2 separate regions of the Homo sapiens genome follow, and region 1 is linked to region 2. The links are chromatin loops, found by intact Hi-C in ENCODE. Cell type or tissue: PC-3. All regions are shown on one strand. Links, peaks and the distances in the headings refer to the core of each region. The heading gives the core; the rest is flanking DNA.

Region 1 (16,726 bases), core at 5,147-7,646, 53 kb after region 2:
TGTTGGCCAGGCTAGTCTCGAACTCCTGACCTCAGGTGATCCACCCACCTTGGCCTCCCAAAGTGCTGGGATTACAGGCGTGAGCCACTGCACCTGGCCAGATTATATATTTTTTATTTTACAAAAGAGACACGAGTTTCAGAAGTGATAAGTGACTCTCCTGAGGCCACCCCACTAACTGGTGCCAGAGCTGGGATTCAGACTCCATCCAGCTGGCCCAGAGCTGAGCTTCTCGCCCTGCACTGCCCCACCCCCGCCATCCCCACCTCTGATCACCTCCCGTCAGCACTGACACAAGAAGGCAGAGCGCGGCTCGCCTGACCTCAGCTGGGAATGTGGGCATTCAGTGACTCTAAGGTCTTGGTTCCCTGCATATGTCCACGAATGACCACAAAAGTGCTACAAATACTGATTTGGGGGTTACAAATAAATGTTAGGGAGTAGGTGAATTTGCAAATACAGAACCTGTGAATAATTAAGATCAGCTGTACATTTTTCCTATTCTCCATGAGAACTAGCCTCCCCTTCTTCCCATCCTTGCCCTTTTCTCCCACAATTTTTGTTATCAGGGCTCTGAATTTTTCCAGAGTCGCTGATTAAAAAGCCTCTCCACGGGTGGATCACGAGGTCAGGAGATGGAGACCATCCTGGCTAACATGGTGAAACCCCGTCTCTACTAAAAATACAAAAACATTAGCCGGGCTCGGTGGCGGGTGCCTGTAGTCCCAGCTGCTCGGGACGCTGAGGCAGCAGAATGGCGTGAACCTGGGAGGCGGAGCTTGCAGTGAGCCGAGATTGCGCCACTGCACTCCAGCCTGGGCGACAGAGCCAGACTCCGTCAAAAAAAAAAAAAAAAAAAAAAAAAGCCTCTCCAAAAACGTCATCAAAATATACATCTATGCAGGCTAATGACAGCCCTAAAGAGCCAGATGGACATGCGTGTGTGGACATATGGAGACACATTTGATCTTCGTGGGCCCAGCCAGCACCATTCCTCATGGCTTTGTGAGGACCTGGAAGACAAGGCAGATCATGGGAATGTCTCTGGCCAACACTTTATAGGGTTTCAGAATAAATAGGAAAAAGGGAGTACTAATTTATGGCAAGGGAATTAGGCTGCATGGAAGATGAATCAACGTGATCTGCTCAAAATGGACAGGATATTCTGCTAGGGCAGGATAATTTTTGTGGAATTTGGGGAAATAAAAAAGTGTGCAAGTACCTTTATCTTGAAAAATTGTATCGTAATTCTTATACCATTATCTCGTATCCTGCTCCTTCAATCCCAATCTCTTTTCACAATAGAATATTATTTTTTCCGATTTTATGGGGATTAAAATGTCTTTTTGCCATGTCTTTTTTGACCTAGACTCAGACCATCATTTCTCCAATATTATTGGTTATACATATTGGGCCTATTCAGTGTGGGAGGGGACCACACCGAGCGTGAAAACCAAGATGAGAGAATCACGGGGGGTCATCTTGGAGGCTTGACTGCCATGTTGAGTTACTCCCTTGCTCAAGAACTGTCACTGGTTCCTTATTGCCTGGCTCTAAGGTACAAATTCAGAACTCAACTGATCCTCTTTCATTAACTCCACTTTCTAAGCCCCATTTCTCTGTCTTATAAGGTTTGCAGGCTGCTGATCCCCACACACAATATGTCCCTCCCCACCTTTGACTATGCCACTGCCCCCAGCTTAAAGCATTCTTCCTGCTCATTTCACCATGTCAAGATCATCTTTCTCTGGATAGCATTCTGGACAGGAATAGGAACATCTGGAAGTCTTCCAAGGGATAATAATCTAATGAAAGAGGAAGCCAGGCTCCCAGGTGTCTTCCAGTGATGATTTTCAGAGGTCTAAGAAAAGGGATAATCCAGAGAGCCACTGTAGGGGACAGAGGAAGGAGACTTCTGTCACTCAGATTTGTCCTCAGCTAAGTCCTTTAGGGGTTTATATTGGAGTCCTGGAGGAGAATGAGAAGCTGGGAGCAAGGAAGCATTCCAAAAGCTGCTCTCCCACTTATTCTGTGAGCCATAAAGCTAAAAGCCATATGAGGTTGGCCCTCATGTGACAAAGTATGATGAAAACAGAGAGAGAGAGAGAGAATGATAGAGATTCTCAGGGTATCAGAGGCACCAGCAAGGAGATCCTAGCCCAGTGCAGACCCCTGGAAACACCCTCACAGACATCATGGACATTACCAACATGAGTTGCAGCAGGATTGGGGAACATGGTGGCTGCCACAGATGGCCAAGAGAACTTTTCTAACAGCACATCTGAGCCACTCACTGTGTGCTCCCAGAAGTGATTGCCTTGCAGGAGGCTGGGGGTCCTGCAACAGCAAGCCTGGGTGAGAGCTAAATAAATGTGGGGCTTTGTTACGTATGCGACTCCACTGTACTCCCCAGAGCAGCCCATGTCATTTCTCCTGTGGGGCTGAGAGTGAGTGCAATTCATCCCCTTGGTGGAGCTTCCAAAGGCTTCAGAAAAACAGGTGAATTGTGAGTGGCCCATTTAATTTCAGTAAACAGAGAAACTCATCCCCTGCAACCTCCCCAAACAAAACCCCTCAGAGTGGATCCCTGTGTTGATGACTAGGAGGAAGAAATGTTTGCATGGTAAAAGGAATTCTTTCTCAAGGGCGGGGATAAAAAGGGGAGGAAAAACTAACTATACCTTTACCTCTATAAGCAACGGTGGAAAATAGAAGGTGTGGCATTTCTTTGTATCACTGAAGACAAAATCAACATCTTAATTTATCATCACTCTCATAGCCGTTGACAAGGCTATGATAACATTGAGTCCTTGGCCTCTAAGAGATTTTAATCTGGTAGGGGAATTCTTAAAACAGCATTAGCTGAGTGAGAGCCAAAGTGGGGTCAGGAGAGAGGATGGGGAAGGAAGTGCTGAGAGGCCTCAGACAACAAAGATGTCAGAGTTCCCAAGAGGGGCCATCTCTGAGGGCCGGATTCAGGGGACCTTGGGGGAAGGGTTACAGGAGCTACATCTCAGGGGCTAGGTTTGGCAAGTGGGGTTTAATGCAAGGGAGAGGAAACCAGGGAAAGGCATTCTGGACCTCATAGGTAAAGTTATAAAAGTTTCCCTAGAATCTCTGCTGGTGTCTGGGACATGTTCAGCCAAGGCCTTTCTTTTGCTGTGATGGTGCAAATACCAGGTCCAGCCCAGAGTGAAAACAGCTGTGTGTCTCTCATGTGCCCCCTACCTCGTGTGTTTCCATTAACTCATCTGCACATTGTTCAATGACAATTATGCTTTCTGGCTACTCACCTATTTAAACCCTCAGACTGTAATGGCAAATACAATAAATCTCCACAGTGGCAACTAAATATTGTCTGCAGAAATTGTGGCAGTTTGAGTCATGATGCTGAGGATGTGAGGTTTGCTTGGGTAGATCTCCTAGTGCAGGCCAGGAATGGGTCAGAAACCTTCCCTAGAAAGAACATGTTCTTCAGATGTTACAGGGCAAGTGTGGTGACCAGGAGAAACTCCAGACATGTTGAGTGGCAAATGGGACAGGTAGACAGCACTAGGTGGAGTCTTGGGAGGACAGCAAGGACCAGGCATGAGGAAACGGTGTCATCTTTACCAGTTCCTGATTTTCCAGTGGCATTTGCAGGCTTAGAGGTGGAGTCACTGCTCTTGGTTAACCAGCCCCAGGGTCCTGTATTATGCCTGTATTTTCCCTACACATTAAAAAAAAAGTACCTGTATTAATTCTCCTCATAGTAAGGGGAAAAATAGCCAGGTTTTTGAAAGACTTAGGAGGAGCGGTAGAAAACTGCCTTCCAGTGGCAGTCAAAGAAAGAATGGTTGATCTTCAGTCTGGACTCGTTGCTCTGAGGACAAAGATGGCTTTAGTTTTCTCTTCATAAGATCAAGGGCTAGCAGCCAAACCAACCAGCCAACCCACCAAATACTCTATTTAGTATCCAAACTCTGGCTGCAAATTCATAATTAACCAAGCCAAGGGAAAGGCAGAGGGGAATGAATGTTTGTCCAGGCTCAGCAGGCAATAGGAAAGTAATGCTGTGTGCTCTGGGAGAGCTGCAGGCCTTGCTACTGAGGACACGTGACTCTAAGGTCTGCTTTATTACCCCAACCTTTCAGTTGTTAAACATCTTGTGAATTATAAAAGAATGATCCTTATCACATCCCACAAGCCTTCCTGGTTTGGCTATGGTTCCTTATTCCTGCCTGGGGTCTTTACCATTGTCCCTCTACTTGGAATGCTTTTCCCCTGTTCTTCACTTACATAGCATCTACTTAGCCTTTGGGTCTCAGGCAAATGTTACTCCCTCAGTGAGTCCTATTGGACTGATCAACTGGGACTGTGTTTGATTGCAAGTGAGAGAAAACTCAACTTCTGAAGCTTAAAAAAGTGGGGTTTATTTTCCTAACTTAAGAGGTAGGCAGAGGTACAGAGTGCAAGCTGAGCCACAGCTTGACGATGTTGTCAAGAACCAGGCTTTTCCTGTCTTTCCATCCCTCTGTCCTTACAGTACTTGGCATGCTGCCTCGTGGTTGCAAGACAGCTGCCATGCCTCCAGGCATCACCTCTACACTTCAGTCTGGAAGAAGAGGAAAGGACAAAGAAGAAAGGATAAAGAACAAGGGCTGTTACAACTAGGTCTATTTTTTTTTATCAGAAAACCAAAATATTTTAGGAAGGTCTAATTAACAGACTTTGGCTTTCATTTTATTGGCCAGAAATAGATTACATGGCCTCTCCACAACCAATCACTGGTCAAGGGAAATAAGAATTCAAAGACTGCTTAGAACAACTTCAAGTCATCCCTTGAGCTGGGTAAAGGCCTGTACTCTCCAAGACAAAAGGATCCCTAGGTACTTGAAATAATCAGGGTTGTGTTAGCAACAAATGTTGTCTGTTATGTCCTCCCTAGCTATCCAATGAAATGAGCCCCTTATACTCTCAATGCCCTTGCTGCAATTTGCCATTATATGTTCATTTATGTGTTTACTTGTATAACACCTAAATGCCGCACTAGACTTAAAGCTGCAGGAGGGAAGATACTATAAATGCTTTGTTCCCTATTCAACACCTAGCATAGCACTGAGCATATGGTAAGCTCTACAGGCATCTTTATTGAACCAATGAAAGAAACAGGCTAGGTGTGGTGGCTCACACCTGTAATCCCAGCACTTTGGGAGGCCAAGGTAGGAGGATCGCTTGAGGCCAGGAGTTAGAGACCTCAGCTTGGGCAACATAGTGAGATCCCATCTCTACAAAAAATACAAAAACTGGTTGGGCATGTTGGTATGCACCTGTAGTCCTAGCTACTCAAGATACTGAGGCAGAAGGATGGCTTGAACCCAGGAGTTGAGGCTGCAGTGAGCCGTGATTACACCACTGCACTCCAGCCTGGGCAACAGAGTGAGACCCTGTCTCAAAAAAAAAAAAAAAAAATCCTTGCTAAAGAGGTCATGCAATATGCACAGAAATAGCTGAAATAGCTCCTGTAACAGGGACCTGCTTCTCTACTTTTGCAGCACTTGATGTTTCTGGTTAGAGAATTCTTCCTAATGTTGATCTGACTCTCTGTGATTTCCACCCTTATCATGGGCTGAATTGTGTCCCCACAAAATTCATGTTTTGAATTCCTAACTCCCAGCGCTTTAGCTTCAGAAGATGACTGTATTTGGAGATGGGGGTCTTTAAAGGGGTAATTAAGGTTAAATGAGGTCACTGGGGTGGGCCCCACTCCAATTTGACTGATGTCAAAGAAGAGATGAAGGCAGAGACAGGCCTAGAGGGAAGAACACATGAAGACACATGCGGAAGACAGCCATGGCAAACCAGGGAGAGAAGCCTCAGAAGAAACCAGCTCTGCCGAGACCTTCATCTAAGATGTCTAGCTTCCAGAAAAGCAAGAAAATAAATGTCTGTTGTTGAAGTCACCCAGTCTGGAATACTTTGTTGTGGCAGCCCTTGAAGACAAGTACAGCCCCTCTCCGTTGCAGACCATCACAATCTTCAAGACACCCATCATATCAGCTCTGCAAAGTCTGTTTTTGTAAATACATTTTGTAGCAGGGCACCAAGTCAGCTCCCCTCTAACTCCAAAACTTGTGTCCTTTTTCTTTATCAAAGCAGCCAAGTGGAAGATAGGCAGGGGATATAATTTGCTTGTGTGCTAGTTTCTTTCCCTGAGGCAATAGTGACACTTTGCATTCTTGATCTTTCCTTGGATTGGTGATAGTAGAACAGTTCTCACTTGGGTTTTCTTCCAGAGCATTCGTGGGTTAACATCCTTTCTCCAATTCTTATAAGCAAATAATAGCCAAATGTGATTCATTCTTGCCCGAAAATGTTGATCCTTAGAATGGATTTATGTAAGTGTCTCTGAATACAACAAATTTTCCTTTGTTAGTGATTTGTGGTAGCTAATGTCGTAATAGTGATCTCACTTCAGCAAGATATTGGCTCTCCCCTCATGAGTGGTATGTTAGTCAGCAACCACTACAATATGCTGCATGACAAACTACTTAAATCTTGTTTTAATGCCTGTGGGTTGACCAAGGCAGCTCTGCTTCAAGCTGAGGCTCAAGTTCATATTTTCTCTGCATCTCTCATTCTTGACCCAAGATTTGGGGCAGTGGTGACCTGGAGCATAATTGTCTAATGATGGAGGTTAGAGTCTCTTGGAGGGGGAGGCAGAAATATGATGGCCCTGAAAATGTAGGCCTGGAGTGAGCATATTTTCACTTCCACTCACATTTCATTGGCTAAGCAGTCACAAGAACAAGCCCAACATGAATGTGTCTGGGGATATCCCTCCTCCAGGGAGGGGATAAAAGGAGTGAATATTTGTTTAACAGTAATCTAGTCTACCGCAGGTGGTCAGGAGAGTCCTGGGGTAGAGGCCATCAGCCTGGGAAAGCCCTGGAAGCTAGGCTTCCATCAAGTAGTGGGGAGACCCCAGGGAAACTGGGAGTGGATAGATCTAAAGAATGAGGCAATTCTTGACCTTGGGAGGGTACAGAGTTAGAGCCCGAGTATTCAGAACTGTGGTGAACTCCAAAAGGCCAATGGTGTATCCAAGAGCAGGACTGTGGTCTGGGGAGTCTGCAGCATTTTGGAAGGTACCTGCTGGTGTGAGGGTGTATATACCTGTTGGAAGATCCCAGGTCAGGAGGTTAGAAAAAATACTCTCGAGGTGCTTCCCTACTTCTCTCTCCATGTAGTCCTCTTCATATTTACCCTCCTCTCTGGGGCCCACTTTTTCTCCCTCTTGCTCAACCCTGCTTTCAGACCATATCCCTTCTTCACTCTTCCATGCCCCTTCCCACAAAAATGTCCACAAGGCCTTCCATACTGACACCCGTGCATCCTTTGGAGAAACGGATCAACTTGCAATTTGCATGAATGAAACTACATGGGTGGCTCATTTGTAACTCTATCCTGACTTGGAAGCTGAGGATGCAGAGACCCTCAGAGTAACTAGCTTGCTGAGGCTCTCTGAGGTCCTCATATCAGTTAGAGCAAGGCTGGGACCACCACTGTGCTTTGGGGGTTTATCATTTCTACTACTGATGACCTACTGTTTTAAAGTTCACTGACTTGTATTATTTCTAATTTAATTTCAACAACTATATATTATTTCTCATGAGTATGCGGGTCAGCTTGGGGTCAGGGACTCTAGGTTGGGCTCAGCTGTGTGGCTCTGCTAGTCTCTGCTGGGCTCACTCATGCACAACCAGCTGGGGCTAGACAGATCTAAGATGGATCTGGAAAGTGGCCCTGCTCCACACATCTCTCTTTCCCTTCCTGTACTGATGGGCTAGCCCAAGTGTGCCTTTCTCAAGGCAATCACAGAAGTGCAAGAGAACAAACAGAAGTGCTTTCAAGGCCTCTTGAAGCCTAGACTCAGAATTGTCATACTATCTGTCATTCAGAGGTTCCCCAAGACCACCTGTAAGTTCACTGATTCACTGGAAGGACTCACAGAATGCAGCAAAGCTGTTATACTCATGGTTACAGTTTACTATAGGAAAATGATACATATTAAATCAGCCATGGAGAAAAGGTGCATAGGAGACAGCAGGTGCAAACTTCCAGCTGTCCTCTCCCAGTGGAGTTGCACAGACAGGGCTTAATTCTCCCAGCCAGGATGTATGGCAACATACATGGAACATGGCCACCCAGGGAAGCTCACTCCAACCTTAGTGTCCAGGGTTCTTATTGGGGTCTGGTCACATAGGCATGGCTGACTGCCCATGTGGTGGGCCTTAGTTTCCAACTTCTCCAGAGGTCACCTGAATACTATGTGGCTCACAGCCCCCGCCATAAATCTCATTTAGTGTAGACTATGTGACATGACCCACGGGCTCCAGGTAAACAATGACATTCTTATCAGGCTGCCACAGGCCAAAACTTGCTTTGGAATGGGCAGGTTTGGACCACCCAGGTGTGCTGAGTTAATCCTTCATTGCACAGCATCCTTCTGCCTCCTTCTATTGGCTAAAGCACCGCTGACACAGCTGAATCCAGGCAGATTGGGAGGTCACTACAGTCGCATAACAAAGGGCATGGATTCAGAGAGAGGTGATGATCTGGGGCCATTAATGCAATTCACCATGAAGGCCCCACCTGGGCTGAGGCGTGGGCTGGCACATGGGCAGCCACGGGTGGTCATCCTCGTCTTATCGCTGCTGGGACATAATGCATACTCACATCTCTGTCCTGTGCTGTTCTCCACCTTCTCACAACCTCTCCTCTATCCAGAAAGTTCCAACTCAAATTTCAAGACTTTCCTCCTCCATGAAGCCCTCCCTGGCCACCCCAGCAGACAGGGGCCTCCGCGTGAACAGACGATGATGAAACTAGTGATCACAGTTTTACCTTGTCTAATGCTTTGAGATGGGGAGACAGCTCCTTTGTCACGCTTTCTGATTCTTTGTCTGTCCCCTTCTCCTGATCATCCTCAAACTCAATTTCACCCAGGATAATGACTTACTCAGTTCCAGGTTTGCTTCGGAGACTCCCAGGCCCAGCCGTCTGGTTGTATTCCTGACTGAGGCCTGTTCTCTGCCAGGAGTGGAAAATGCAGATCCATTCTTCTGACTGCGGTTTCCAGTCCTCAGCTGGCACATTCCCCGCTTGATTCTTCTCCTCCCTCATGCGGAGGCTATTTCCACTGCAGCGCTAAAGTAGTTCGGACCCCTTACAATCCAAGCTCCATTTCCCAGGCCTGCAAAATGCTTTGTGAGCAAAGATATTGCCTTCTCCTTGATGCCCAGGGTGTGCAGGTGGGGGAACAATTCACATGGCCTGAATCACAGCAACTCCTGGGCCTGTCTCAAAGCAAAACCAAGACACCTGATTGTTTTATCTGACCTTGAAGATGTCCACTGCCTCTTCCTAAATGCCACCTCCTCCATGAAACCTACCTTAATCCCTTAGTGGGAAGGATTTCTCCTCATTCTGAAAAATTACATCTCACAACACATTCTTCATAAGTGCCCCATCTCCCACACCATGTTGTAGGTAATCTAAGGCCAGGGGCCATATCTGTTCCCTCCATGACACCCAAGGCTTAGGGCACTGTTCAGTGATAGCTGGTAAATGGTCTCAGACAGCCTCAGTCTCTAAAAGTCAAACTGGAAAGAGAAAGAAGAGGTCAGATGATCTCTATGTCCAACCCATCCCTGCAGGTCCAGAGCCGAGGAACAGGTGAGGCCACTCGATGGGGATACTGAGGCTGAGAAGGGGCCTCACAGTGCCAGGTGAGTGGCCAGTCAGGCAATAGGGAACTCGACTCCCTCACAGTGGGGATTTGTTTTAGTCACCTTTATATCTTAGGACTTAGTAAAACGCCACCCACCAAGAAATATCAAGACTAAACAAAGCCATGAGTGAGGAGCAGGCAGCAAGTTGGAAGCCAGAGGAGCAGGTAAAATCAGGCACTAACATTATAGATGGGACCAAAGCAAGTGGTTTCTTTAAATTTTTTTTTTTATTTTTCATTATTATGGGTGCGTAATAGTGTATATATTTATAGGGTCCATGTGATGTTTTGAAACAGACATGCAATGTGTAATGTAATCACATCAGAGTAATTGTGGGTATTAATAAAAAGATCTTGAAAGGCTGAAGTTGGGGGTGGGATAGTGGTCCCAGAGTGAATCTGGTAGGCTTCATTTTTTTCCTGCTCCCTCCAGGGTCGGGGCTGTGGCCCTTAAGCAGCAGCTCACCCACCATCACCCCCAGGCTGTACCTATGTCAGAGACTTCGATAGCGTTTAGGAAGGACGCTCTGGCTTGCCCCCATCGATACTCAGGCATCAACTCATCCATGGTGGCACCATGTTTACAGGGCCACCAGTGGCCGGGGGTGTCTTGGGAAGACCAGACCAGTGGAAGCCCCAGTTAAAGGTAAGAGAAGCTCCCGGGTGCTCTAGAGAAGTGCTTCTCAAACCTGAATGCGAGCACGAGCCACTTGTGGATTTTGCTAAAATGCTGATTCTGGTTTGGTAGGTCTGGAGTAGGGCCTGAGATTCTACCTTCCTCACAAGGCACCCGGGTGTTGCTGACGCTGCTGGCTCGAGGACTTTATCTGAGTAGTGAGGGGCCAGACTAGCAATGGATCTTAATGCTGGCTGCAAATAATCACCTGGTGGAGCTTTAAAAAATACCAATATCTGTTGCCAATGGTGGGATGGCCTGCCATCGTGTGGGTGGTTCTCCAAGTGTGGTCCCTGGACCCACTGCATCAGCATCACCTGCAAACTTCTGAGAAATGCAAATCTCAGGTCTCACTCCACACCTCCCAAATCAGAAACTGTGGAGTAGGGCCCAGCAACTTGGGTTGTAACCAGCCCTCCAAGTGCATGCTGTAGTTTGTGAACCTCTGCATTTTTTTTGCATCCTAATCTTATGCAATGGGAAGTATACAACATCACACAAAATCATTTATGTGAGGTTCTTACTGGACATATTTGACTGAATCTAGTCATGAGGAAATTATGACTTTCTCAGGCTTAATAATGCTTTGTGGTTCTGCAGGAGAATGTCCATATTCTTACGGGAGGTGTGCTGCAACATTTAGGGGTGAAATGTCTATTTTCTTCAGCGACTTGAATGGTTAAAGGGAAATGTGTGTGTGCATGCATGTGTGTGTGTGTAATAAGGGAGATGGAGTAAAATTTCACTTTGTTGATTCAAATGTGTACCCAGTATTCAGGGCCTTGATTCTATGGTAGCTTGTCTTAAACTGTGGTCATAAAACCACCTGCATCAGAACCTCTAGGCTGCTGGTTTAAAATGTAAATCCTGAACCTCATTTATACATAGGAATCGGGGTCTCTGGGGTAGGGCCTCAGGTAGGCACCATAGAGGGTTCAGAGCTAATATTTGAGAGTCATTGTTTGACACTCTTTGTCAGAGAGTATTAGGTCACCAATCCAGACTGCTACAGGGTCCAGGAGGTAAACTGAACAAGTGAAGCAGCAGCTGGTGTAAGGCAGTCGACGCTGGTGGGGACTGCAGCAAATGACAGAATGTATGCCCAGTTTAAAGCTCCAACTTCCAGCTGACTGGGATACAATGTCTTGCTAGTGCTGCTCAGTGTTGCTAGATCTTTCTCTCTTTTTTCTCAAGAGACATCAGAAATCTGGAGTTTTTAATGTGAAACCCCTCAATTTTAAAATGTTGGTGACTTACTTAAAAAGTATTGAAACACCACTGAAGTGAAACAAAACATCTCTGGAAATAGTATTCAGCCTACTGACCACTCGTTTGCAATCTCTGGCATGGACTTAGCTAAGCAACCAGAGTACTATGAGGGCCATGGTTCAAGGGTTCCCTAGCTCATCAGAGAAGAATTCCACAGCTTGTACTCTGATCATGTTGCCATGTCCCTGAACAATGACTTCCTCTGCAGGAATCTTCCCAAAGTTCCCCTACTGTTCATTAATGGTGTGATCTGTCCACAGTTTCCCTTCTAGGCTGTTAGTTGGTGGAGACAGGACTGTTTAGTGGCTGAAGCTGGGTGGCACAACATACCGAGTGTTCCTTGGCCTGCAGCCCAGAGGCCCCTGGTGCTCGATTTTCCTGGACCACAGTGCGTCTTGCTCACTGAAACCCTTACAGAACCAACAGCTGGAAAGTTGTTTGCTGAGCCCAACCTGGGATTGGGAGAGCAAGAGAACTTGTGTGGACAGCCCTTTCATTCTAAAGGGTTTTTCTTCCCATGTTGGGCACTTCCTGCAGCTCCCAATCCAATAACCATGTCAACTGTCCACAGATCCCAGGATACCGAGTCTCTGGTCCCATCAGTTCCACTAATCTATTGTATGAACTTGAACCAGTCACACCCTCTCTGCACTATCAGCTCCTCTCCTGTGGAAGGAGGCTATTGTCAGTGATTTTTCAGCAGCAGAGCTCTTTTTAAAAAATTCTACTGAAGTTTTCCAGCAAAACCCCAAAATAAAATCAATGCAATAAAGGCTTTCCTCAGGAAGTTTAATTCTTCCAAGGTTGAATGGTACATGTCAATGTTTGCCAAACCCCTCATGCATCTATAAGGTCCTAAGGAACAGAGTTTGAAAATTATGGGGCTTGCTCAAAGTCTTTTTTTAAAATTTGGAAATGCCATATCTAAGATGTTTTCGAGCAATTTCCTCTAGGTCTCCCATTAGTTCACACATTAACTGCAACTGCAAGGAAGTCCACCTCTCTGAGGCATTTATTGAAGCCTCCTGCTTACACAGAACAGTACTAGATGCTGTAAAGGGAAATAGCCATGGCCTCCAATTTAGGGTTATGGTTGACCTGGGGTGTCAAAGAGGAAAGGAACCTTGGACATATTCTAATCCTATATTTATAACCTATTCTAACCCATGGCCTCTTTCTGACAAATATAAAAATCTCACAGGCTCAGAGCTTTTGATGTAATCCCCACCAGTGGTTTGAGAAAGCTTTTGTCCAGCTTTGCCTTCTGTAAATTATATTATGAAAACAATAGGTATTTTTTTTATGTTCCAAACAAAAATTATGTAACAGTGTATTATTGGCTTGGCTTGGTGGCTCACGGCCTGTAATCCCAGCACTCTGGGAGGCCGAGGCGGGTTGATCAGGAAGTCAAGAAATCAAGACCATCCTAGCCAACATGGTGAAACCCCATCTCTACTAAAAATACAAATAATTAGCTGGACGTGGTGGCGCACACCTGTAGTCCCAGCTACTCAGGAGGCTGAGGCAGGAGGATGGCTTGAACCTGGGAGGTGGAGCTTGCAGTGAGCCGAGATTGCACCATTGCACTCCAGCCTGGGGAAAGAGCAAGACTCTGTCTCAAAAAAAAAAAAAAAAAAAAAAGAGTGTATTATTGACCTTGCATTTTCCAAAATATATACATGCCAACCCAAAGAACGTGATACACTTCCTTCATCCCCTGCTTTCCACCTTTACCCCACCCTCATCTATTGACAATAACTGACTCCGTTCATTCTTTTTCATTTATATTGCACCTTGGTTTCCTCAACTATAAAATGTGAGGACATAATATGGAGAGTTGGAGCAGGGGATTGGTGAGGATACAGGTGAAACAAGGTTGGCCTTGAGTAGATAACTGTTGAAACTGGGTGATGGGCACATAGGGATTCATTAACTCTTCTTTCCATTTTTATGTTATGAAATTTTCTATAATAAAAAGGTTAACATGAAGGTAATTTCTATAATAAAAACATTAAAATAAAGATAATGTTACTGATTTGCAGGTTGATATTGAGTATTTTACCCAGTTGCAAGCCAAGAAGCACTATGAACAGCATCTTCATTTGCTGCAGCCACATCTGACCTTGGTTCCCATACCAAGTTGCCACTTCCTGACTGTAACCATTTGCGGCTATACCAGAATCTCACAATGTGCCCCGTGAAAAAAGACAAGGAAATGCAGCAGTCCAAGCCCCTAACTGGAGGAGGCTCCTGACTCTGGGGACTTACTCCTTCACTCATCTCCTGCCAGCAGCAGATGGAGCCGGTCTGGGCTATGGAAAGGCCCTGAGCGCAAAGGGTTAACACGCTGCCCCTGGAATGACTGGGCTTTCCCTCGATTGGTGCTGCCTTTCAGGCCCAGGCCTGCCTGATGATTCTTGGTGTAGGTTAAAGGACCATGAATTTGTGGCTCCTGAGTGCGTGGTAATGAGCTCAGGCACCAAAAATTGAGAACTGGTTATACTTGGCTTCTCCATCCAGGTTGAAATAGCTCACCTGTATTCTGAGTGGTGAAGAAAGGGCTTTGAGAACACTGGATGCCTGAGGATGGGCAGTATAGCCTCCAAAAAAAAAAAGAATCAGAAGCTGGTACTAACTAAAGAATCTGTGAGACCGGGCACGGTGGCTCACGCCTGTAATCCCAGCTACTTGTTAGACTAAAGCAGGAGAACTGCTTGAACCCGGGAGGCAGAGGTTGCAGTGAGCCAAGATCGCACCATTGCACTCTAGCCTGGGCGACAGAGCAAGACTCTGTCAAAAACAAAAAAAAAAATCTGTGAGGCTCAAACATGGGGGTGAGGGGTGAGAATAGGGCACCAAAAGGACTGACATCTAAATAATCTGTCAGTGACAAAATGGCTTCCAACTAATTAAACATAGAAAAACCTCTTTTAGGGAAGATAATCCTATTGGATCTGCTTGCAAGATTTTTCCAGCCAGCTTCTGCCTCTTGGAGCTTCAATTAAAAGCTGTTTAGCAGATGGCAAATTCTGAGTTACAAAGTTAGACTCTTTGGCAACGATATGTGCTTTTGCTTTCCCAGGGGATCCTGGCCACATATGGCCCTGGAAGAGGCGCGAGAGCTCTTTCTTGGCACACAGTAGAGAGCTCCTCTCCCAGCTTAACACACAGATGACAGGCATTTCAACATAACCATCAAGGGTGGTGAGCAAGAGGGGAGTTTTCAGTTAATTCAGAAATATGGGGGCCCTGGAAATCATAATATATCAGGGCTGGAAGGGAACTCAAACAGCGTCTACTACAACCCCTTCTTCATACAGAACGAGGGCACTGAGCCTTGGAAGAGGTTATGCAATTTATCTAAAGTTGCCCAGCAAGGGAGAAGCAGAGTCGGGATCAGGCTTGTGCTTATTTACCATAGAAGCACTTCTCTATTCACTTGGAGGACTGTGTTCATTGCCTGACCCTTTCCTTATAATCACGAGGCTCCTGAAGAGATATTTTACCAATGACCTGACAAATTTGCCAGAAGGCCTTGAAAGGGTCATTCATCCTCATGTCCACCTCCTGCTTTATTGCAGGACAAAACCAGGACCCTCTGAAATGGAACTTCATCACTCTTCTCTTCAAAGCTTTCTACTACAGTTGAAGTCACAGTTTCTCTTGGGTGCTGTCAAAGAGAAACAGAACCGGACACTAAATTAAAGATTGGGGGACAGGTTTTATTCAGTAAAATTACAGTAGAGGAGGGAACTCAGTATAACCTGAGCTCAAAGAGTATAACTCTATCAAAACAACTTCCATTCCACAATTCTATTTTGAAGCTCCTCTTTTGTAGTAGACATGGTCATGTGCTGGACATACAACAGTGGACAAGGCATTCAGGGTCCCAGCTCTCATGGGTCTCACAATTCAGAAGGAGAAACAGACATCGAGCGTATCATTTTAATAATATTTACATAATCACAGTTGGGGCAGTTTTAAGAAATAAAAACACAGTAGTGCTCTGATGATCTATTACTGCATAACAAACCATCCTAAAACTTAGTCTTACAACAATGACAATAGATTGCATAGTATTGAGCAGTCAACAGAGATAGCTCATTCCTGCTCTACTTGGCATTAGCTAGCATGGCTCAGAAGTAGGGTACTGCTATCATTTGAAGGAAAACACACTCACCTGTCTGGCAGTTAATGATGGCCGGCAGCTGGGACCTCAGCTGGAGCTGTCAGATGGAATACATACACGTGGCCTCTCCATGTGGCCTGGGCTTCCCCACAGTATGGTGGCTGAGTTCCCAGGGTGTGTATCCTGAGAAGGATAGTGGTAGAAACCACATTCCTTTATGACCTAGACTCAAAGTCACACATCGTTGCTTCTGCCCCATTCTAGTCAATATTGCAAACAGAAAGTATTGCACCATTTCAAAGGGAGGGGAAATAGACACCACCTCTTGATAAGGGAATGGCAAAATTTTGGAATAGCATGATAAAAGTATAGCTGTGGTGATTTTTTCAAAATACAATTTCTCTCAAGTGTCTGTGAGAAAGCTAAGAACCTATCAGAAGGAATCAAGAAGGTGTTTTTAAGCTGGGACCTGGAGGGCGAATAAGACTAAGACAGATAAAAAGGGAAGGAGTAGGGGAGAGGAGAGAAATGTTCCAGACAGTGGATCCTGGCACAGAATGAGCTTGGCTACAGGAAGAACTGAAAGGAAGCCAATGCGGCTGCAACATTTATAATAAAACGAATGAGCAAAGGTTCATAATAAAAAAGTTGCAGCAACTTGAAAGTGCTTAGTAGGGACCCTCCAGCTACCATCAGGTAATGCCATGCTTAACCAGCCTACACCTAGTCTCTTGGTTACCTCTGCCTGCATAACAAACCATCTCAAACTTAACTGGCATACAAGAACAACATCATTTATTTTTATTATTTTCTCTCATGGTTCTGGAGGTTGACTGGATTCAGCCAGACACCTTTCACTTGGGGCCTCTCATGTTGCTGT
Region 2 (16,726 bases), core at 6,637-9,136:
TCTGCCAAACACTGGGAAGGCTTCAGTGCACTTTCTGGTCAATCCCAACTGGATTCTGGGATAGCAGTTCCTGCTAGCTTCTTCCCTCCCTGTTTATTTGGTTCTATAAATGTGGAGGGCATCCATTTGAAATCTGGGTACCCAGATCTGGATGGGCTGTCAGGCTGGACTGAAGGAGTCCACTTCAAAGATCATCCTTCATGGCTGGAGGGAAACTGAATAAAAAAGTTGAGATCTGGCTGGGTGCAGTGGCTCACACCTGTAATCCCAGTACTTTGGGTGGCCAAGGCAGGGGGGATCACCTGAGGTCAGGAGTTCAAGACCAGCCTGGCCAACATGGTGAAACCTCATCTCTACTAAAAATACAAAAATTAGCTGGGCATGGTGGCGCATGCGGCTGTAATCCCAGCTACTCAGGAGACTGAGGCAGGAGAATCACTTGAACCTGGGAGGTGGAGGTTGCAGTGAGCCGAGATCAGCCGCTGTCTTCCAGCCTGGGTGACAGAGCGAGACTCCATGTCAAAAAAAAAAAAAAAAAAAAAGTTGAGGTCTAGTCTCTGATGGAGGCTTTGGGGCACAAGACAGGGCTCATGTGGTTGGCTGACCCTCCTTCTCAGCCCCCATACTTCCTAGGCATGTCGCTTCTGCTTGGATGTCCAGAAATTTGTAAAGCACTCTTTCAGGACTGTGTTCAGACACGCTAGGGAGGCCTGTGGGATGCTGCTTTCATGTGTGCTCTTGGGGTGCAGCGATGGGTTGGAGGGCGGTGCTGACACTTCCCCTGATGAAATGGCCCCCTTGCCTGGAGAGAGCTCCTTTCCTTAGCTCTGGCAGGGGTATGTTTTTCCATCCTCCTTGGTGTGAACTCCTGGAGTTAGTTTTGTGTCACTTTGGATCTTAGTGAAGCAATGTGCAAGGGGAAGATTAATGGAAAAACTCTCCTCCCAACTGCCTGGAAAATATTTTCCCCTTTTCAGCATGAAAACTAAGAGGAGTGTCAGCTGAATGGTCTGAAGAGAAGAGGAAGTTGCTGTTCCCTGTGTTAGCTCAGGCCCCTGCTCTGCCCTTTTTGCTGGGTCTCTCTCATGAGTAGGACTTTACTTTTTTTTCTCTAAGGATCTCTGTTGGACCTCAGAGGTATGAAATCTGTCAGCAACTGACTTCTGTTCAGCGCCCATCCTGTGCACGTCCTAGGCAGGCTGCTGTCTTGACATCTGATATGTGGGACAACCCTGCAAGGAAGATTAAAGTAACTCTACAGATAAGGAAACTGAGGCTCAGGGAATTAATTATCTTCCTGGAGGTCACATAGCAGCTAAATGATGAAGCTGAAATTCAGATCTATTCTCTGTGGGTTCTTCCTGTAATGCTGCATGATGTCAGTTCCTGGCATAGCGCCTGGCACACTGCAAAGCTCACATGTGTTGAGAGAATGAAAGAAGAAAGGAGCCAGTGAATGGAGGCCTCTTCAGGCTCCCATGAGCTGAGTTGACTTCATTTTAACATTTTTACTTCTTGTGAGGCCTTCTCCTCACAATGCCTTTATTTCCCAATCAGGAGAACTGATGGGAAAATGCTTGTTCCTGCCTGTGACTTTGGTTGGTGATCTAGGGAAGGTTGTGAGGCAACAAGGAGGGCTTATAAGATAGAATAGTGAAACCACTTAGCTGATAGTGTGACCTCATGAAGGATACCTAACATCTCTGAATCAACACAAAAGGCAAGAGCAGTCCCTTCACCTTGGTATTTTTGTAAAGATTAAATGAATGTGTGAATGGATGCATATAGTAAATAAATAATTAAATGCAAAGATTTGATACTAGAGGTATTTAGTAAAGCCTCTGGTACGTGGTGGTGCTTATTCATCATTTTGTTTTGGTTTATTTTAAAAACTTTAATTCAGGGAGTCTTGTGCCTGGGGGAGGGGAGGCATCTCGTGTATGGACATTTTGCTTGGCGGTGCATTTGTCCGGGAATTGGTCCACAGCATTTATTTGATTCTCAAAAAAGGGTTCATGACCCCCAAATGTTTAAGAACCACTGCAGTTGAATTTGATTTTTGACCCATGGTTAAAAGCCACTGAACTAAGAATATATTGTGTCTGCATGTTCTTGGAATTATGCTGGGGGCTATTCAAAGCAAAACAAAGAGAACATGAGGAATCTTTGCCTTTTCACAATTTAAATATGGTCAAACTTGTAAGTGGAGGCACTGACAGAGTTATGCTCATTGAAAGGAGATGATGCATTGACTGAATTAGGTACATATATAGATAAATATCAGAAATGATGTGTGAGGGGAGAATGCAGAAAAATAGTTAAATATTCACTAATAGTGTTAAAGCAATAGATATTAGTTTTTCTATTTTAACTTTTCTTCCAAGAGTATATCTAATAGCCAGCTATTATTGCACACTTACTAGCATCAGGTAGTGGGTTGTTTGTTCTAAATGTTTGATCCTGTTTAATTCTTATGACCACACTATGAAGTAGATACAAGCACAGCTATCCCTCCATATCCATGGGGAATTTGTTCCAGCACTCCCCATGGATACCAAAATGTATGAACACCCAAGTACCTTATGTAAAATAACACAGTATTTGCATACAACCTACATACATCCTCCTGTGTACTTTAAATCATCTCTAGATTACTTATAATACCTAAAACAATGCTTACATGAACTCAACATAGTATTCAACATGCAGCAAACTCAAGTTTTGCTCTTAGAACTTTGCAGAATTTTTTTTTCCCTAATATTTTCCATCTGTGGTTGATTGAATCCATGGATGTAAAACCCATGGATGCAGACGGCCAACTGTATTATCTCTATTTTATTTCTGAGGAAGCTGTGATTCAGAGAAGTTAGATGACTTGCCTAGGGTTACACAGCTAGTCAATGGAAATTCTCAAAATCATGAGTTGTCCTGGGACTTATCTTTGAAAATGTCTTTATTCCTTTGGCATCTTTCTCAACCCAGAGTAGTGAGTGTATCAGTTAAGATGCTTTTGGCTAAAAGTAACAGAAATCCTCAGCTCAAGCTGTATCTTAAAAACAGGGAATTTTATTTTGCCATATAACAGAGAACAGAGGTTCAGCGGACTTCAGGTAGGACATACGTAAGCTCTGCTCCATTTCTTTCTAGATTCTTTCCACCTCTTTGTGCTAGCATTGACCACAGAGGTGAGCAAGTTGTCTGAGGCACACTTAGCAATGTCTAGACGAAGAGTTGGGGATGGTCTCATCTTGTGTCTCCATAGGAAGAAGAAGATAGTTCCCAGATGACTCAGGAAAATTTTCCTCGTATTCTGTTGCCAGAACATGGACACATACCCATTCCTGAACCAATAACTGCCGAGGGGTATGTGCTGTGGTTTGAATGTGTTTCTCAAAAAGCGTATGTTGAAAACGTAATTCCCAGTGTGACAGTGTTGGGAGGTGGGGCCTGGTAAGAGATGATTAGGCCACGAGGGTGGAGTGAATGGATTAATGTAGTCATTACAGGAGTGGGTTTGTTATAGAAAGGGAAGTTCAGCCCCTTTTTACTCTCTCTCTCTCTCTCTTTGCTTTTATGCCATATGATGCTTTCTGCCATGTTATGACACAGCAAGAAGGCCCTTGTCAGAAGCCTTCCCCTTGATCTTGGACTTTCAAGTCTCCAGAACAGTGAGAAATAAATTTCTGTTCATTATAGCTATACCAGTCTATGGTATTCTCTTATAGCAGCACAAAACAGACTAAACAGGCTTGGGATTGCCATGACAGGTTTATTAACCGGGTAGGGGTTGAATGAATATTGGAGAGTCAACCCTACAAAGTAGGAGACCTTCAAAACAAGAAATTTGGGGGGTGCTGATCTAGTTCCTTGGCCTTTCCTAAATTGTGCCACAGTTTCTTCATTTGTATAACAACTATAATAGCATCTACCTCATGAGCTGTCCTAAGGATTAAATGAGATGATATTTGTCCAGGTGATATTTGTTTTTCTTTTTGGTAAGGTACCCAAATGTTACCACAAGGAAACTGGATAGTTTGTTAGGATGGTTGAAAGAAGTGCCCTGTCCTCTCTCTGTGCTAAGGTGTGCATGTGACTCAGGATAAGTCAGTTAGACTCTTTTTATGGAAATTTAAATGTTCGGTAGAGAGGAAAAAACATTTAAAATGGTTGGAGTTGATTCATCCTGTGGGGGGCAGGCTGAAGAGGCCAGAGGCCAGCACTCAATTTCTTCTCCGAGAGTCCCAGTACTACTGTGAGTCCTGTCCTCTCACCATTCTGTGGGCCTTAGCTTGGGTTCCCTAGAAACAGAGCCTGAGGGAAATTCTTGTCACATGATTTATTGATGCCCTTGAAAGAAATCATAAAAAAGTGAGGGAAACAGAATAGGATGGGGGAAAGAGCTGAATAAAGATGTTATCTTAGCTGGAGTCTGGCCTTAGCCTAAGAGTCTGTGAGTTATGAATTGCACACCAGAGTAAGTTCTGCCTTCAGGCAAAGTGGTTGGCTTTTTAAATCTCCCATATCAATCCAATGGGAAGTGGAGGGTAATCCCCCAGATGAGTGGACTCTTGTTGGCAGAGGGCAATTTGCTGGAGAAGGGGGCAGTTATGCACTGTTTGTAACCAATGCTCACAGCAGCTGGTGGGTGAGTGCACCAAAGGTAAGAAGGATCTTGGTGGAGCACCAATAGCAACTATTAAAATTCCCAGTGTCTCCTTTCCTGCCTACATTAGCCAGAATCTGTTTCTGTGGCTTGTGATCAAAGTGCCCTGACTAATGCATTCTGTAAAATGCTGGTAGTTATTATTATTATTGATACAATTGCATTATTATTATGAGCCACTACTCCCCAAATCTGCTGAGAGATTATGTAGCTTCTACAGAATGAGGGATGAAGAGCCTTCTATAAAGCTTGTGTAAAATATATAATTGGTTCAGCATCAGACTACTCTTTTTAAGGGAAAAATTACAGAGAAAGTATGAAGTGTTTGGAGTCGGTTTCTCAAAATTCCACTGATTTTTAATTAGAAAGAAAAATAGAACTGTGAAAGGAGACTGAGTAAGCTTTGACTCTGAAACAACCCCCCTCAAGTCCCCTCTCATACATAATTTAATTAAATGATAGAATTTATTCTTTTAAGTGGAGAGTTAGTATCTGTTTGAATTCTGATCAAACAGTGGTACCCTGGACCTCATGCCCAAGGAAGACAGAAATTGAAATATAAATTTTATTTTATTTGATGCCTGAGGTACATAATCTACTCTGCAAATACGTTATTTGAAATTTCCAAAGTTTCCCTTACCAGATATTGCTTTTTTCCCCTGTCTGTGTAAGTGCATTTCATTCAAAAACACCCTACATGCCAGGTTCTCTGCTAAGCAAATTTGAAGATGCATAGTTGAATCATGACTCACTGATTCAGCCTTTCATGAGCTTACAGGCTAGAAAAGGAAGTATAAACATAAATACATATCTCACAGAAGAATGCATTACATCTACTACTGAAGAGGGATACAGACAGAAAACCTACACAGGTTCAGAGGAGGTTTGGAAGACTTCCAGTGAGGTTCTTACGAAGACATCAAGTGGTATCTGCATGGTACTGTGCATGGACAAATGGCTGGAGTTTAGGCCTTCAGAGATGGGCCATTCACAGGGGCAAGAACAGCATCAACAAAGACATCAAGGCAGGAAATTGTGAATGTGTTTGGGAAGAATTAAGTGGCTTGGCTCAGCATGTACCCCTCTGAATATAAACATGACGCCCCGAGACACCTGTGAGAATGTCTTGCTCATCAATTGCAGGTCCAGCTGAGAGACACCCATGTCCACTGCCTGCTGTCTGTTATGATGGAGGATGAGCAAACATCAGGCAGGGAAGAACGCAGGAGTGTAATCTCTAGGGGCAGTGGGAGGGTGGAAGAGTCATCAGGGTTTTTTTCTGAGGAGGTCATGAATTGGGCCTATGATGCAGGAGCAAAGTCAGGGGTGCTTTTAACAGGAGATTTTAAGACCCAGGCAAAGCGGACAGAAAGATGCTGGGTATTGGAAACTAGTGAGCATGATCCGGCATCCTGATAAACTCTCCCAGGGCCCTTTATGGGAGCTCATACCCCCAGGTGTCAAGGTCTAGGATAGGCATGTAGCTACAGAACAGATTTTCATCCACTAAAGCTAAGAGAGCTCTGTGGTACTGAGACCCATCAAGTCAGCTCCTCCTGCAACCAACCCAGCTGACCAGCCCAGCCTTACCTAAAGATCTATGAAGTATCCCAGGGGCTTTTCTGTTGTCAGTTGCTTAAATGGCACACTTTACTATCTGAGCAGGCTATACAGCCTCTCTATATCTCAGTTTCTCACCTGTAACGCAGGATGAATAACAAGATCTACTTCATAGAATTGTGTGGGTGAGGCGAGTTAATACATAGACACAACTTAGCATCGTGTGTGTCGATCCTTCTATTTATGCATCAACTCCAAATTCCAGTGGGGCAGCTGCAAGCCAGATTGTCAAGAGCAGGGAGTCAGAGCGATGGGACACATCTCCCAGGAAAGGAGCATCCTGGTACCATTGGAGACACCCAGTACCACAGGCCAGCCTGCCACCTGGCGCTGGAGAACAGAGGGCCCCTCCCCAGCAGAGATCTCAGACCACACCACCATCATCACATGGAAACTCCCATCTTGAATCCAGGGATGGAATTAATACGTGCACAGGGAAGGAAAAAAATGTGAGTCTCTTGCCCCCCTTTTCAGTACCATCACATCCAGGGGGCTCTTCCCTGCAGCACCAGCTCCTTTTCAACCATGCGAGGAAATGGAATGGTTTTCTTGAAAGATTTTCTTGAAGAGGAAAATCTCTTTAGAAGAGAGATGATGAAACAATAGATGGGGAAGCATCTGAAGTGGAAAGGCTTTGGGTAGTAAAGGATCCAGGTTTCCAGATGGTATCCTTGGGGCTGCTGGGACCAACAGAGAGGATATGAATGTGCTGTCAAAGGAGGTTTTTCTGTTTGAGCAGCTACAAAGAGGAAGGCACTAGCATCACTAATGGGAAGTGAGAGGAAGCAAGGGGGGGCGCCCAGCGATGCTTTCAGATGACTGTCTTATTGACTACGGTTGACAGGATTGCTTGCGGCCCCGAGCCTTGAATCCCAGGATTTCAGAAATGCATGAGCTGGGCTGGACACTGACCTACTTCTTATGGTCCATTCTCCTCCTGAGATATTTGTCTGCTCTTGAGCTGGCATATTCCTTTCCAGAGCCCTCGAGGTAATAGTGCATAACGAAAAATGCTCACTAAATAAAAGACTCTCTGTTATTTGCTCTCTGTTATTATAAGGAATTGGTATTTAAATTTTACATCTCTTCTGGCCCACTCCATCTTCTCAAAGGAGAGGCATGTAACGAGGAAGGCCATACCTTCAGGTGTGGAAAGCCTGTCTTTGCGCCAGTTGTCCTGGCATAATTATTAACAGTGTCCACTCCCTTTTCTCTCCCACAGGCATCCTAGTTCAGTCCATAAATTAAAAGATCACCTGTCTTAGTTTGGGTTCCCTCAGCAGCCGACAGTGAGACAAAGATTAACCACAAGTGTGGTCATGAGCTGTGTAACTACCTTAGGTCAACAATGCAGCATGTATTGTAGTAGCTGCGGTAAGGTTGTAGCACAATACGTTATACATGTGTTTGTGGTGGTGCATATGTAAACAAACCTACTGAGCTGCCAGTCATACAAAAGGTTAGCGCATATAATTATGTATAAAACATAATACTGGATAATGATAATAAGTGACTATGTTACTGGCTTATGTATTTACTATGCTTTACTTTTTATTGTTATTTTAGAGTGTACACTTTCTACTTACTGAAAAAAAAATCTAACTGTAAAACATTCTCAGGCAGGTCCTTCAGGAGCTATTCTAGGAAAAGACATTGTTATCACCAGAGATGACACCTCCCTGCATGCTGTTGCCCCTAAAGATCTTCCAATGGGACAAGATGTGGAGGTGAAAGACAGTGACATTGATAATTCTGACCCTGTTGTAGGCCTAGGCTAATGTGTCTGTGTGTCTGAGTTTTTAACAAAAAAGCTTTAAAAATGAAAATAAAATAAAAATAGAAAAAGCTTGTAAATTAAGATATTAGTCAGTTTTCACAATCCTATAAAGAACTTCCCTGAGACTGGGTAATGTATAAAGGAAAGAGGTTTAATTGACTCACAGTTCTGCATGGCTGGGTAGGCGTCAGGAAACTTATAATCATGCCAGAAGAGAAAGCAGGCACCTTCTTCACAAGACAGCAGGAGAGAGAAGAACGAAGCAAAGGGGGGAAAACCCCCTTATAAAGCCATCAGATCTCATGAGAACTCACTATCACAAGAACAGCATGGGGGAAACCGCCCCCATGATCCAATCACCTCCCTCCCTCGACACATGGGGATTAGAGGTCCATCTCTGCACACGTGGGGATTACAATTTGAGATGAGATTTGGGTGGGAACAAGAGCCAAACCATACCAGATATAAAGAAATAAAACATTTTTGTGCAACTGTACAAGACGTTTGTTTTAAGCTAGTTATTATAAGAATCAGAGTTAAGAAAAGTAAAAAGTTTATAAAATAAAAAAGTTATAATCAGCTAAGGTTAATTTATTATTAGAGGACAAAAAATATTTTAAAATAAATTTAGTGTAGCCTGAGAGTATAGTGTTTATAAAGCCTGCAGTGGTGTACAGTAATGGCCTAGGCCTTTACATTCACTCACTTGCTGACTCACCCAGAATCACTTCCAGTCCTGGGAGCTCCATTCATCATGAGTACTTTATACAGGTGTAGGATTTTTAATTTTTTATACTATATTTTTACTGTACCTTTTCTATGCTTAGATATGTTTAGATATACAAATACTTACCACTGTGTTACAATTGTCTACAGTATTCAGTACAGTAACATGCTGTACAGGGTTGTAGCCTAGGAGCAATAGGCTATACCATATAACCTAGGTATGTAGCAGGCTACACCACCTAGGTTTGTGTAAGTGTACTTCTTGATGTTTGCACAATGACAAAATTGCCTGATTACACATTTCTCAGACCATATCCCCATGATTAATGTATCTCATGGCTGTAGTTTATTTGGGAAGTGCAGTGAATATACTACTTGGAGACTAGAGAAATAAGACAAGGAAAGAAACACAGCTAATAAAGAGTATGCTATTAAACCAGCTACCCCGGTGCAGAATGGAAGCTTAATCTGGGGGAAAATTCTGGGAAATGATATGAAATGCATGCCTAGAATTGTCTTACTCCAGGGACAGGGCAAAGGAGTTGGGGTATTTCTCCACCAACTCTTGAGTCAAAGAGCTGCTCCTGAGAGCTGTTAGTTCCCTACCACTTCTGGCCTGCCTCATGAGCAGAATGGTCTTTTGTGGTTCTGAGAAAAAAACTCTCTCAAACACAGAGAGGCAGATTCCACACTGGAAAATCAGCAGGGGCCCATTGGAAAGTCTGAGGAATATGGATGGGCACTGACACCATCTGCCACATCAGCATGTCTTTAACTATCCTTCTGTCTATCACTTGGCTGGCATTCTGCCATCTCCAAGTTCACCAATAAAGTCTTGCTCTGTAAGTGCAATAAACTCTCTTCAACTTTCTCAATGGCTTTCTTGGTTCTTTTCACCACTACTCAAGCTTTCCCTCTTCAAACTCTACATACCTGACTTTTGTGACCCTGTTTTTTCCCTAATTCCTTGATGCTCCTATTGTCTTTGACTAATTGTGAGCATTTATCAAAGGCTTTTTCTCTTTTTCCCTTGGTAATTTTCTGTATCCATGACATCAACAGTAACCTGCATGTAGATGGTTCCCAAGTTAATATTTCTCAAATCCATGAACTTATTTAATCTATATAAAAGCTCTTTCACACCAAAGTCTTTTTAACTCTGAGTCTAGTGCTCTTTTCACTACAGTTTTATCAGCTGTGATTTCTCTCTGGAGACCTATCTTCCACATCTTGGTTGCCTGCTCAGTGTCTCTATTGGTTTGTTCTGCTGTGGTGTTAAATTCAGTGTGCTCAAAACTTGCTATTTCAGTTTGAGGATTTAGGTATACCAGTCCTCAGATCTAAAAACACTGGTTTCAAATTTACAAGAAAAAAAAAACCCATTAAAAAGTGGGCAAAGGACATGAACAGACACTTCAAAAGAAGACATACATGTGGCCAAAAATCTTATGAAAAAAAGATCAACATCACTGATCACTAGAGACATGCAAATCAAAACCTCAGGGAGGCATCATCTCACACCAGTCAGAATGATGTTATTAAAATATGCTGGTGAGGTTGAAGAGAAAAAGGAATGCTTATACACTGTTGGTGGGAGTGTAAGTTAGTTCAACTATTGTGGAAGAGAGTGTGGTGACTCCTTAAAGACCTAAAATCAGAAATATCATTTGACCCAGCAATCCCATTACTGGGTATACCCAAAGGAATATAAATTGTTCAATTATAAAGACACATGCTCACATATGTTCACTGCAGCACTATTCACAATAGCAAAGACATGGAATCAACCCAAATGTCCATCAATGATAGACTGGATAAAGGAAGTTGATGCATATACACAATGGAATGCTATGCAACCATAAAAAGAATGAGATCATATCCTTTGCAGAAGCATGGATGGAGCTGGAGGCCATTATCCTTAGCAAACTAACACAGGAACAGACAACCAAATACCACATATTCTTACTTACAAGTGGGAGCTAAATGATAAGAACACATGGACACATAGAGGGGAACAACACACACTGGGGCCTATCAGAGGGTGGAAGGTGGGAGGATGGAGAAGATCAGGAAAAATAACTAACGGGGACTAGGATTAATATCTGGGTGATAAAATAATCTTAAAACAAACCCCCAAGATGCAAGTTTACCTATATAACAAACCTGCACATGTACCCTTGAACTTAAAAAAAAATGAGAACATAGTTTTTAAAAATTGTCCCTTAAAGAAGCTTTTGCCTCATGCCTTCCTGTTTTGATTCATTTAGTAGCTTCTGCCTGAGCAGCTTCCCCTCTCCTCTTCACCTATTCCCATAGTCAAGACTATGTTTGCAAGTGGCATGAGCCTTACTTGACCACCATTAGGGAAAAGAAGAAAATAATTGGCTCAGTGGAGTAACTTGTAGGGAAAGCAGAGGTTCACTGAGCTTGTGAGAAAACTGGAACCAAGTTCTCCAATGTCATCAGCACTGTCTTGCTCTATTTCTAATCTCAGCTGCCTTTTCTCAGCCCAATCTCCTCTTAAAGCAGGATTCATGACCGGCAGTAGCTTTTCCTCACATCTCATGCAAGCAGGACCTCTTCCTCTCTGTTAGTTCCAAGTTGGGTGTGTGTCTTGTTTTTAAGAATTCTAATTGTCTAGAATTGGATTCTATGTCTACTCTAGTAGCTAAAGTGCAGAACGCTAACATTGGCAGCCTCACCCAGAATAATCCCCAATAGTTGGAATGGGAAGGGGCAATTTCCAAAAGAAAGGGGGATACATTTCCAAAAGGGTAAGGGAGAAGTGCTGAGCTGATATGGCAATTTGTGTTACGTAATTTTACCTTTTTCGGAAATCCCAATTCCTCCATGAAGCCTTTTCTGGTATCCTAGCCCTATGTATTCTTTCCCTTGTTAGAATACCATCGCATTTCTTGACTGTGATACTTATTTGTCATTTAGTCTTATCCTGTCTTACCCCATCTCTTCTGTTATTAAAAGGCGTTGCTAGTTTATGATTTATTTCTTTATTTTTAATGATTCACCTATTTAGATTATTTTCTCATTAGCTTGGCTATTGTCAGGCTGTAGGATTGTGTCTTAGTTTACTTTTTATCCTGTAAGTGACCCAAGCATGAGACTTTTCCCAGACTGGGCTTGAAAACAGTTCGTCTGTTTGATTTGGTTCCTACTGGGCTGTCATCCATGTTGAACACATATCAACCTGGGAGGTCTGGTAGAGAAAAAGTCCTGTGCTGAGACTCAGGAGACCTGGTTTCTGATTCTCACATGAGCCGTGAGACGTAGGCCAAATCACAACTCTCTCTGTTTTATCGATTTTTCCATCTGTGAAATGATGACAAAAAAATATGCCCCAACTCTTAGGATTCTTGTCAGAACACACTGGGAGCAATAAAAAGAAAAGTGCTATATACATGCAAGGTATGTTTATTCATATTGATAATTGATAGAGAAAACTCAGATGTTCCCAGTAAGGTATCATTTTCAAGTACAACTCTTGCTACCACGTTTGCATTTACACAATTGTTTCCCTCCCTAGATAAAACCACCTATCTGCTGGAAACATGAACCAGTGGTTAAGCCAACCATTAAATTAACTTATAAAAGCTTTGTGGAACTTTAAAGAAAATATAATAGTAAATTGGTTTCCAAAACTTTCTAATAGGAAAACTCATTTCTTTGGTCCCACGTGGCATCAAAGTGCCAAATAGGCAAAAAAGCCAAACTGTTAGAGTGGCTTTTTTTTTTTTTTTTTGGTTGGTTGTTTAATTTTGGTAATGAAGTGTTGATGTAATGTTCTTTTTAAACATCAACCTTTTCTTTCTCCTACTGCTAAAGAGTCCAGATTCTAATTCTCTTCTTTTAGTCAAGCTGCAGAAAACCAATTCAAATTTACTCACTACTTTGTGTGTACCGGATGCATGTAAGGGACTGGTCAATAGGGTTTATAGTGGCAATAAGGGTCAGCTGGGTCAAAAGGATCTTAAGGAGCATCCAGTCAAATAGGGAAGACAAATGGTAAACAACCCATTCTAATTATATCTACAATTATGCATATAACAATTCTCTAAAGCAGTATATGAGTCAGGGTGGGTTAGCCGATGTAACAAACAGCCCCAATTTTTAGTGTCTTAACATAGTAAAAGGTTATTTCTTACTCATACAAAGTCTAATATACTTGTTCCTGGTTGGATGGCTTTCTTCCAAGTGGGGACACAAGGGTCCAGGCATATTCTGTCCTGTGATGTCGCTGTCTTCAACTTATGGCCTGTAAAGTCACCATGAAAGGGGATAATAGCCTGGGCAAAGCACACAGGATACTTAGCCGTCTTAATCTGATAGTGACACACATGACCTCTGCTCATATTCCATGGCCACATATGTCCACCTAGTCACATGGAGCAACTGAGATCCTGGGCAGCTGCTTCTCAGCCACAGTAGTACTATTCAAAAGGGACACATCTCTTAGGTGGATGACTAGCTGCCTCTGCCACAAGTAGTCCTGAGAGGTGAAGCCAGCTGGACTTCCTGGGTCGAGCAGGGACTTGGAGAACTTTTCTGTCTGGCTAGAGGATTGAAAATGCACCAATTAGCGCTCTGTGCCTAGCTAAAGGATTGTAAATACACCAATCAGCACTCTGTAAAAACACACCAATCGGTACTCTGTGTCTAGCTAAAGGATTGTAAATGCACCAATCAGCACTCTGTAAAAATGCAACAATCAGCACTCTGTGTCTAGCTAAAGGATTGTAAATGCACCAATCAGCACTCTGTAAAATGGACCAATCAGCACTCTGTAAAATGGACCAATCAGCAGGACATGGGTGGGGCCAATTAAGGGAATAAAAGCTGGCCACCCCAGCCAGCAGCGGCAACCTGCTCGGGTCTCTTTCCATGCTGTGGAAACTTTGTTCTTTCGCTCTTCATGATAAATCTTGTTGCTGCTCACTCTTTGGGTCTGCGCTACCTTTATGAGCTGTAACACTCACTGTGAGGGTCTGCGGCTTCATTCCTGAAGTCAGCGAGACCACGAGCCCACCTGGAGGAACAAATAACTCCAGACATGCCACCTTTAAGAGCTGTAACACTCACTGCGAAAGTCTGCGGCTTCACTCCTGAAGTCAGCGAGACCACGAACCCACCGGAAAGAAGAAACTCCAGACATATCTGAACATCTGAAGAAACAAATTCCAGACATACCATCTTTAAGAGCTGTAACACTCACTGCGAAGGTCCACTGCTTCATTCTTGAAGTCAGCGAGACCAAGAACCCACCAGAAGGAATAAATTCCGGACACAGTACTATTTTTACAAGTGGCAAAATTGAGGGGTTAAGTAACTTACCCAAGGTCATACAGCTGGTGTGTTGAAAAACCAGATTTGAACCCAGTCTGTTTGCCCTAAAGCTCATGTTCTCCTCACTCCATCACACTAACTTCCTTACCATGGCCGTGTGACAGGCTCCAGGCCATGACTGGGCTCTGTCTGCATGATCTGCCCCTTGAACCCATTTTTCCTGGTTTGTGCCAGTCTGGAAAGCTGGTCCTGCTGCTGCCTTAACTTCTGGTCTGATATTCTTCACAGCCCTTGGCTGTGACTTGGGGTCTTGCTAGTTTTCCTCAACTCTCTCCTCCAGATGCACTCTTAGCACTGGACAAAGTTTCCATCATTGTGACACAGAAAATCAAGAAATAGGATTAGAGCTTGTACAACTGCTGTTTGAAGAAGGTAGCGGCAATTTGCCTATATAACTTGAGGCACTTTCAGCAATAAAAACTAGTTGTATCATGTTATGGTTCCATTTCTTCCAGGCTAGTAAATGGTCAGTTTCAAAGAACAGACAGGGCTCTAGGAATTTAGATGTAAGAGACAATTCTGAGTTTGAAAAATGGAGCCAATTCATTTTGTGAGCATAAATATGTACATGGGGCTCCAATCAGAAGCAACAGGACAGATTTGTATAATGAACTCTCCAGCTAGCCCATCCTGATTCATACACTGTTTTAAGTTTTGGATGGACCACAGCAAAGGGCTGTGCTCACATTTACCCTGCCTGTTTCAGATGTATGGAACATCAGCCCCATCCATGAAACCCTGATTACTTTGAATTCCAGTCCCTATGGCTACAAAGCAAATTAACTGCAAACTTAGTTTAAATAACCATGTATTATGCTCATAGATGTGTGGACCAATAATTCAAACTGATAGGGATGGTTTGTATTATTTTTTCTAATTTCTGGGGTCTCATTGAAAGACTCAACAGCTGAGGGTTGAGATCATCTGAAAGCTTATTCACTCACAAGTCTGATGATTAATAATGGCATTGGTTGGGGGTCTCACTTCCCCTTCACATGGGCCTTTGGATATATCTTTCTATGTGAGCTAGTTGGGCTTTCTTACAAGCGTGGTGGCTGGATTCCCACTATGGACATCTTGAGAGAAAAAAGAGAGAGTCAAGCACAGGTAGGTTGTCTTTTTTCAGCTGTCCTCAGAATTCTGGAGCATTGATTCTGCCACATTTTATTCATTGAGGCAGTCACAAAGTTCTCCCCAAGTTTAAGGGGAGGGAAGATAGACTCTGCCTCTTGATGGGGAATAGCAATGTCTGGAAGAATGGGTAGGATTTGAAACATTGCTGTGGCCATATTTGGAAAATCTAATTTGCCATACCTTGCTTTCATTTTGATCCTTAGATCTGGCTTAAATATTAGTTGTCATATATTTGATACCCATGTGCCAGGTACCTTATTATATCTAATCCTGACCTCAACTCTTCAAAGTAGGTCATGCTATCCCTTTTATAAATTAGGAAACTGAGACCCAGAGAAGTTAACTAACTTACCCAAAGACATGGAGCTAGCAAATGATAAAATTAAGTTGCAAGACCAAGCCTGAACCACTCCACATCTCATACTTTCCCCAACAGTTCCTATATGATTCCCATTGGGAATGACTCATTCCTTTAATGAAAGGAAAGTTTGGCAGGGGAAGGTTGGAGTGGTGGAGATGGGGTAAAGGGAAGTTCAGACACTTTGAGTTAATGGTAATTTCCATGAAGGTGCTTGTTCTAATAATTTCCACCTTCCCGAGTCCACATATCCTTAGAGCCCATCAAGTCAAGCTGATGTAATTTAAAACCCTCCCTGGTTTCCAAACAGCTGCAATATATTTACTTTGATTCTCCGCCAAGTATAAAATATTACTCAAAGACCACAGGACTGTATAATGTTAATGGGCAATGAAATCCACCCTTCTTCAGGTGGGTCAAGGAGAAACCATGGAAAGATTTTATTAGGATGACTAAAGTAACTCTTTATCATCTTGATCATTCAAATCAAGATACTTTTTTTTCTTTTACTGTTTTGTTTGTTTGTTTGTTTTTTTATTCGAGACGGAGTCTTGCTCTGTTGCCCAGACTGGAGTGCAGTGGCGCAATCTTGGCTCATTGCAACGCCTCCTGGGTTCAAGTGATTCTCCTGCCTTAGCCTCCCAAGTAGCTGGGATTACAGACATGCGCCACCATACCCGGCTAATTTTTGTGTTTTTAGTAGAGATGGGGTTTCACCACGTTGGCCAGGATGGTCTTGAACTTCTGACCTTGTGATCCACCCACCTAGGCCTTCCAAAGTGCTGGGATTACAGGTGTGAGCCACTGTGCCCAGCCTAAATCAAGAACTTTTGAGAGTGAAAAGTGATGCTGTTAATAATTATGCTGAAGAAGGCATGTGCTGAAGTGTTCTATATCTTGATCTGGAGAATAGTTACATGAGTGTGTACATATTTAAAAAATCGTTGTGCTGTACTCTTAAAAGGTATATACTTTACTGATGTTAAGTTATACCTCAACCACAATATCAATATAGTTATAAAATAATGATAATTATGCCAGGACAATGAGTGTAAACAACTTCTCTCTCGGGCAAATAGGGACATATAGT

What was found. A loop is a pair of places that touch in the nucleus more often than their neighbours do. Peaks named below come from ENCODE experiments on the same cell type or tissue, not always from the same donor. Only the 100,000 strongest peaks of a DNase experiment are listed, where the experiment ranks them.
Region 1: a loop joins it to region 2, with 2.1 times the contacts of the local background. A loop is called at or near these places in 11 of 110 quality-filtered maps.

Annotation. Positions count from the first base shown.
Region 1 is chr3:16,118,326-16,135,051 of GRCh38, forward strand. It overlaps LOC124906217 (a long non-coding RNA gene), which reads right to left and starts at 12,132. Exons shown (of 3, transcript XR_007095836.1): 1 at 12,048-12,132; 2 at 9,435-9,644; 3 at 8,642-9,338. It overlaps LOC124906216 (a long non-coding RNA gene), which reads right to left. Exons shown (of 3, transcript XR_007095835.1): 2 at 15,898-16,029; 3 at 15,310-15,387. In PC-3, for the core only: no CTCF peak of the experiment used is centred there; a DNase peak (open chromatin) is centred at 6,466; H3K27ac peaks cover 1,988 bases.
Region 2 is chr3:16,063,849-16,080,574 of GRCh38, forward strand. No RefSeq gene overlaps it. Among named protein-coding and RNA genes, the nearest start is that of GALNT15, 100 kb to the right of the region's middle. In PC-3, for the core only: no CTCF peak of the experiment used is centred there; DNase peaks (open chromatin) are centred at 7,623, 8,783 and 9,083; H3K27ac peaks cover 1,896 bases.